Regions from separate parts of the Mus musculus genome. Here region 2 is linked to region 1. Evidence: chromatin loops called from intact Hi-C (ENCODE). Cell type or tissue: left cerebral cortex. All regions are shown on one strand.

Region 1 (4,000 bases):
TGCCAGTCTGGGATCAGGGGCTGGGCAAAGGAACTGAGCAAGCACCTGCAACGGCAAGGGCCGGCAGGGGAGGTCCCACGCACCCCAGGGCAGACTCCCTGTCTCCATTGGTTTTTGTTTTCCTGTGAAGGGTATCCTTTCTCAAGTGGACTCTAAGAAGAGTCCACTCTGTGGCTCGGGCTGGAACACCTGCTAAGAGACACTATTGTCATATCTAGCAGTGGTGGCCCCTGTTTCAATTCCTTTAATCAGCTGGCAGGACAGGTGCTTTCCCCCATCCCACAATGTGGTTACAGAGACATGAAGCCAGCCAGCTTGCCTGTAAAATCTCACTGCCGGAAGGTTAGAAGCTGAAGGCTAGCCTTGGCTACATGAGGCTATGTGACAAAGGAAAAGAAAACCACATGTATAAATAAAGAGAGTGTGAGAAAGAGAGAGAGAGAGAGAGAGAGAGAGAGAGAGAGAGAGAGAGAGAAAGAAAGAAAGAAAGAAAGAAAGAAAGAAAGAAAGAAAGAAAGAAAGAAAGAAAGAAAAAGAAGCAAGCAAGCAAGCCAGGCCCAGGAAAGTGATAGGATATGTTGGGTACAGCCTCAGGGCAGGGGATGCTGGACAAAGCTGAGTTTGAAAATAACGTGCCTGCGCTCCTGACCAAGGCCAAGGAGGAAGCAGGCTGCAGGGGCACACAAAATGGCCATGGGCCATCAGTTGGGAACTCCCCTCATGAGTACTGCCTGTAAAGTATGTTGGTGCTGTGTGACAGGGAGTTGGGGGACATTCTGGGTATGGAGAGAGGGTCCCTCAGCACCCTGTTTTGGAGCCTTGTTTCGTAGCTGAACCCCCTTTTGCGGGCGAGTGACAGAACTCAACCGACTTCAGCACAAGGGAGAATGTACTAGTCCGTGGAGTCGAGCAATCTCCGGCCAGCTTGCAGGTCCAGCTCGCTCCCGGGATTTTTCCAGTCAAAGCCTGCTGTATCACTTTCCCTTGGCCATGAGCTTCCTGTGTGCCTTCCATTCTTGGGTAGTCAGTCACCTGATAGTGGCAGAGGTGGCTGCCCCCTGGGTGTTGTTCCCTCCAGCCGAGAGCACAAGAAGAACTGCCTTATATTAACGACCCCAGTTAAACCGGAAGTGAATACCTGCTGCCCCGCCCACGGAGTCATTACCTACCAACCTGAACCAGTTGGGTAAGAGGGAGGAATGAACTGTTCTGATTGGTTAGGACTGAGCCAGGTGGGTGCCCTTGGATGAGCAGGAAGCCGATTGTTTTACTTGAACCACCTGTCCCGAGGGTGGAGAAGGTTTGATTCCCAGTAGAGATTCAGGGTCCTGAGACTAGAAGAAGGGGGGATGGTGGGTGGACAGGTTCCAGGCAATGGCAGCTTCAGGGAGAGCAGTGGGTTCGCCAGCCTCTGTCATACCTGTCCATCTGAGCCTGAGCAGACCGCTTTCCTTCTCTGAGCCTCAGTTTCCCTATCAGAACAGAGACATTTCAGAGCTCTCCCAGGTCTGAACTCCTAAGGCCAGCTGGTTGTGCAACCCAGCAGTCCAGCCTCCCAGTGTGTCAGGTCTGAGCTGGGGGCCGGGAACTTGACCCTAGGATGAGCCTGGGACCTGCACCTGGCCTCCGGTCTCCGCCCATCCCACAGGGTACAGCCTGTGATGAGGAAGGAGATTTCTGAGGACGGCTTTGCACATCCCTAGCGTTCTTCAGTTAAAACCGCCTCCAAACAACATGATCTCATCCCTGGGGAAGGAAGGCTGAGGGGGGGGGGAGGGGTGGACGAGCTGACTGCCAGCAGTTGACACAGTTTGTGACTAAACCATTTCCCCATGGGAGGCAGGGAGAGATGTCCACATTCTCAAAGATAATCTAAGAGTTTGGTGGAGAATGACATAAAGAATAGAGGAGGCGCCTCCTTTTCCAGCTTTGGGGAGGCTTCATGGTGTGTCTCCAGGGGGTCCAAACCAGGTATGTTCTAACCAATGATTTACAGTGAACTCAGCCCCAATGTAACGCAGGTCATTAACATCCCTCAAACATTGAGGGGGAAGCCTAGTCAGCCCCTTAAGTGGCCCGTCCCTCCTGTATTCCTGGGCTCATTTAAATGCCCATACATTAATTTGGAAGGATAGGGTTGCGGGAAGCCTGTCGCCGCACCATCTGCTCCACGTTTGTCACGGCCGCATTACATAAGAGGAAAGACATTTTTTCAAGAATGCTACTGCATTTAGTAATTGGATCGCCGGGAGAGGAACCAGGCCCAGGCATTTGGCACTGCGATTCAAAGATGCCACAGGCTTCTCTCCTGGGTGTGCCCTCCCTAGATTCCAGGCAGTGTTGGCAGACACCTGCGTGCAGCCTGGGTCTGGGAAGCAGGCCCAGAGCCCTTGCCCCGCCTTCCACTCTCTCCCTGTTTCTCCTGTTACATCCCTGCTTGCTCTCCAGTATTAGCAATATCCAACTGACCTTGCTCCACCAGTCCCGATTTCCATGACCGGGTCACCAGCCTACATGCCCTGTAAATGAGCAAAAGAAAATGAAGTCCCGGATTCCCGTCCAGAGCATGGCCCAAGGGTGACGGGTGAGGTTCAGGCTCCAGGGCCTGTGGTGAACAGTGACAAGAGACAGCTGCTTTATATAAAGCCTTTCTGATACAAAGTGGGTACCAGGCTTGCGATCATTTTCCTCTCCCCTCTAGTAGATTCAAAAGTGCTGAGGAGGTGGGCCTGCAGGATCAGAGCTGGCTGTGTGCACAGGTCTCAGCTCAGAACATCTAATGCCCCTCATCTGACTGCCACAGTGCAAAATGACCCTCGAATCAACATTTTATTTTAACTAAATAATTGATTGACTTTTGTTTTTGTTTTTGAGGCAGAGTCTTGCTCAGTAGCCCAGGCTGGCCCAGAACTCACTTTTAACACAGGCTAGCAGTTCTCTCATGGCAACTCACCTGCCTAAGCCTCCTGGGTACTGGGATCACACCCAGCTGAGTCAATGTGTTAAAAATCCGTTCATGGAAAAGGTATGGCTTGGTTTGAAAAATCTAAACACCTTGCGGTGGCCAGTTTACATTTTCATAAAGCCCACAAGGAGGGGTCTGACCCAACACTGTCCCCATTCCTGGGGGCTCTGGGCCAAGTTACTCTGTCACTGAAGCACATCAGCTGAGAGTTGGGGCCATGGGCTGACCAGGCAAAAGTCATATGACCTCAGACAGGGGCCGTTATTCCTTTAAAGTTTTGAAATTACATTGAGAGAGAGAGAGCTAACACATGCATTTGTCACGGTTCAGGCGTGATGGTCAGAGGCTAACACTCAGAGGTTATTCTTTCCTTCTGCCATGTGAGTCCTGGGGATCCAACTCAGACTGTGAGGGTTGGCAGCAAGCACCTTTACCTCCTAAGCCATCTTGTTGGCCCTTAAATATGGATCTTTCTGTTTCTGTCTCTGCCTTCTCTCGTAGGGGCGAGAGGTCACACTGAAGCTCTGGCACTTGTTCTGTTTGTTCTTTCACCGTCTCTTAAGTGAAAGCAGATAAGACGCCAGGGCTGAGGGTGGCCACGCCACAGGCAGGAAGTTGTACCTGCATCAGGTGTGGCTGTGGTTATCTCCTGTGGTCCTGAGCAATGCCCCCCACGCCTCTGTTCATGTTTTCTTCACCTGTAGCGGCTGAGAGTTAGAGGTGTCATTCTGAAGGAAAGCCCTTCTGTCTGGGCCAAGTTATGGCTGCCTCAGGGCCTTTGCATGTCAGTCACCTTTGTTCCCTAGACGCTGGTTCTTTTTATGCGTCTCTGCCTTTTCATTCAGCTTGACTGGCTGAGGGGGCCCTCCCTCCCTAGCCCAGGAAGAGCAGCCCTGACCTGCATACCCTTTCTTCTCTGACGCTGTTGTCTTATTCTAGAGGCTGGTCTCCCCTGGCCATGGTTGTGTTCCCAGTATCCGGACCATTATGTGGCACATGCTGAAGGAGAGGGCAGGAGGAAAGGAAGGAGGGAGG
Region 2 (4,000 bases), 98 kb after region 1:
CCCCTGTGTGGATACCATGGTCCCGTCAATGTCTGTATTCGTGTCCCTCTCCTTCCTTCTGGAAGGCCAGGGCTATGAGGCCAGTGTCTTTGTTTTGCTCTCTGCAAGGCCCCTAACTGCCCAGCACAGAGCTACAGATACAGCAAGAGTGCCTTGAGTCCTGGCTGAATGGGCATGGCCAGGCCCCGCAGCAGCAGCAGCAGCAGTGGCAGGGGCAGCTGTGGTGGTGGCAGCAGCAGCAGCAGCAGCATGCTGTCCCTTTATGGTTCTGGATCACACCATCATCTGCTCGCTACCCTTCCGGCCTCTGTACAAGCCAGGTCTGCAGTTAGCTCCATTGTACAGTAGAGGAAATAGAAGCACCCCACCCCAAGCTAACACTGACCAAGACTCCCACAGACATACTGGATATCTGCCTATGAGACAATGGAGCTGCCTCATAACCTCACGCTCCAGATCCAGATCCGGCCACCACTCGCCCAGTGCTTGGCTTCCACCCTCTTACAACCCATTGCCACCTCCAGTAGGCAGGATCTACCCTTGTCTTGCCAAGTTTACTGCTCTCTCCAGGGCACTCGGCACACTGAGATGCACCATGGACACACAGGTCAGATACACGGCCCAGGTCTGTTCCCAAACAGAAGCGAGGCTGAAGGCGAGGAGCTGGGGTGTGTGAGACGCTGGAGGGGCTCTTCAGTGAAGGGCGGCAGATGTGGCTGAAGCCATACTCCTAGCCATGTGTCAGTAATGATGGTGACAGGCCCCCATACGTGAACACTTAATTCCCTTTTTTCCAATTAGAAAAAATTCTCAGCTAGCCTTGTGACCGCCTCATTCATTCATTCATTCATTCACTCATTCACCACACAGCTCTTGAGATTTTATTCTGTGGCAGCCACTGCTTCAGGCACTGAGCAGGCAGCCCTAAGCTAACTAAAAGCTCTGTCCTTTAAAAACATATCCAAGGGGTGGGAAGGGGGAAGAACCCAGAGTTCAGGAATAGTGTGTGTGTGTGTGTGTGTGTGTGTGTGTGTGTGTGTGTGCGTGTATGTGTGTGTGTGTGTAAGAAACTACCAAGGAAGGGCATGGACAGAACTGGGGACAGCTCCCAGACTGCCTGAATCACTGGCATTTGAGCAGAGATCAGCACCAACAGAGTGTGTGGTGGTGGGGGTGATCGTGTGGCTGTCTCTAGGATTGACCCCAGTGAAGTCAAGAGCTAGTGCAAAGGCCCTGAGAGGGGAAGGCGCCTGGTAGGTGTGAGAAAAAGAGGTTTGAGGGAAACTTAGTGGTGATGGTGGTGGTGGGCTGGTGGGGAAAGTGGGTGCAGGGTGTAGAGAGAGCAGAGCTGTGTCCTGGGCCCTGTCGGATTTATTGTTTTGAACCAGAGTCTCACGTAGCCCAGGCTGGCCTTGGCCTCACTGGCTAGTGGAGGATGACCTTAAACTTCTAACCCTTCCGCCCCCAGCTTCTGAATGAGAGCTGAGGTTATCAGTGTGCACTACCGTGCTTGCTCTGTGCAGCCTTGGTGACGAACCCAGAGCTTCCTGCACGCTGGGCTGGCTCTCTAGTGACTGCTGTGTCCTCGGTCCCCTGGAGGATTTTGCACAAAGGAGTGGAAGGCAGGTTGTGGGCAGGGGTGGGGCAAACAGCAGTGAGGAGCTCTGGGTAAGAGGGGGACGGGGACAGCAGTGGATGGTGACCGCATTCCGGGACAAGGGTCCCCAACCCTGCTGTCATGGCTCCCTCACCATCATGGCTATATCCCCTTCAAATGCAGGGCAAACCAAACTGTTCTGTGGAGCTTCTGTGGGTGAGAAGGGGGCCACCTGAGATGGGTCTGAAAATGCCCATCATCCCACAGCCTTGATGCCTGCCCCTGCCCCAGATGACCACACTGGGCACTTCTAGAGTTTTTAGGGTAAGGGGCCCCGTGAACATAAGCACTTTCCTCCCAAGCCATCTTCTGCCCCTGGGTGGCACTTCCTGTCATTCAGAGTCTCCTAGGGCAGCACACACGGTTGGGAACAGCATATCCACAAGAGTGTCACCCACTCCTAAAGTCACACCACAGCAAACCGCCAAATGTGAGACTTGAGCCACAGGACTGAGAAGACCGGGCCTGGCAATGGAGTCTTAGCGACCACACCCAAGCACGGGAACAAAAGAAGAAAATAAAGGCAGGCTGCCGATGTGGCTCGGTTGGCAGAAGGCTTGCTTGCCTTGCATGCTCAAAGCCCTGGGTTTGTCTTAAGCACAGCCTTTGGGAGGTGGAGGCAGGAGGATCAGCAATTCAGGGTCGTCCTGAGCTGCAGGGTGTGTTCAAGACCAACCCTGTGCTACACAAGATCTTGCCTGAAAAGCAGCCAAACTGGACCTCATCAACATTAAAAGGAGCTATCTGCAAACGTCAGCGCCAGCAGAGAGAACACACCCACGGGACGGGGGAAGACAGTCGCAAACGACACATCTGATAAAAAAATGGATGTCCTGAATATATATAAAGGGCTCTAAATGCTGGGAGATGGCTCTGTGCTCACCACACAAGCATGAGGACCTGAGTCCAATCACCAGAAAAAGAGGGTGTGGCGGTGCTTGGGAGGTGGGGACAGGGATCCCCTGGGCTCTCTGGCTGGCCAGCCTAGCCTAACACCACAGGCCACAGCTCGCAGCAAGAGAGGATGGCTCCTGAGGAGCAACACTTAAGGTCCACCTCTGATCTCCACACATGCACTAAGGGACAATTCAACCACAAGAGTCAAATAATTCGACTGTAAAATTGAACAAGGGGGCCTGGGGAGTCGGCTCAGAGAGCGAAGGCTCTTGCTACCAAGCCTGCCAGCCCGTGTTAGATCCCAGGAACCCACGTGGTAGAAGAAAGCTCCCACCCAGGAAAGTCGTCCTTTGGTGGTAACAAGAGGGCCATTTCACCACTGCCTCTCCCCCATAAAGTTTAGTAAATAAAACGATGAAACCATTTTATCTGAGCAAAGGTTCTAAGTGATACTCAGCCTCCCCCTGTTAGGTGCAAAGCCACAGTGGGAAGTGGGCTCGTCTGGGTGGCTACTCTGAACAAAAAGAGCCGACACACAGATGGTACAGCGGTGTGTACCTGGAGTCCCTGCTCCACCGAGGCAGGAGAATGTCTAGTTTGAGACCAGCTTTTGTTAATTAGACAGTTGTGGTGATGTATACCTTTAATGCGACACTCGGGAGGCAGAGGCCACTCGGATCTCTGAGTTGGAGGCCAGCTTGGTCTACATATGAGTTCCAGTTCTAGGACAGCCAGGACTACACAGAGAGACACTGTCTCCAAAAGCCTCCCAGCCCCCAAAGTGGGAAGCTGGCACAGGTTAGAAACCTCAGAAACAGATTAGAAAGCTCGAACCCTTTCGCTTTGCTGGTGAGAACGCAGGATGATGTAGCTCCTACAGAAACAGTTTCTTAAAAACTTCATGAACCTTGGGAGAGGTTGCCATGGGGAAAGCTACACAAACAATCCCTAGAGCCCACATAGAAGCTGGCCACTGGGGCACATCCATAATCCCTGTGACTGCGGGGCAGAGATGGGAGGTTCCCCGAAGCTCATAGGCTGGCTAGCCCGAGACAGAGAAGAGGACCACTAAGGCTGTCCTCTGGCCCCCAACATGTGTGCAGTCATGTGCACTACCCAAACTCACATACACTAACATGTCCATGCACAAACACACACACACACACACACACACACACACACACACACTCACACACACACACACTCACACACTCACTCTCACACACACACACACACACACTCACTCTCACACACACACACACACTCACTCTCACACACACACACTCACTCTCTCTCACACACACACACACACACACACTCATGCACACATACACACAGACTGAGACAGAGAGACAGATAGACAGAGACTTCTGCATGACAGAGACAGAGACTGGAAAAAAATGAGATTAAGATTCAGTTGTTTGGGCTGGTGAGATGGCTCAGTGG

What was found. Peaks named below come from ENCODE experiments on the same cell type or tissue, not always from the same donor. Only the 100,000 strongest peaks of a DNase experiment are listed, where the experiment ranks them.
Region 2: it touches region 1 in a loop (8-fold over the local background); 1 of 42 quality-filtered maps calls a loop at or near these places.

The regions. Positions count from the first base shown.
Region 1 is chr2:167,077,510-167,081,509 of GRCm38, forward strand. It overlaps Gm39984 (a long non-coding RNA gene), which reads right to left and starts at 1,730. Exons shown (of 3, transcript XR_866968.1): 1 at 1,033-1,730. In left cerebral cortex, no CTCF peak of the experiment used is centred here; DNase peaks (open chromatin) are centred at 1,807 and 2,231; H3K27ac peaks cover 3,409 bases.
Region 2 is chr2:167,175,077-167,179,076 of GRCm38, forward strand. All of the region lies in intron 1 of Kcnb1 (potassium voltage gated channel, Shab-related subfamily, member 1), which reads right to left. Among named protein-coding and RNA genes, the nearest start is that of Kcnb1, 12 kb to the right of the region's middle. In left cerebral cortex, no CTCF peak of the experiment used is centred here; DNase peaks (open chromatin) are centred at 1,610, 2,440 and 3,370; H3K27ac peaks cover 2,671 bases.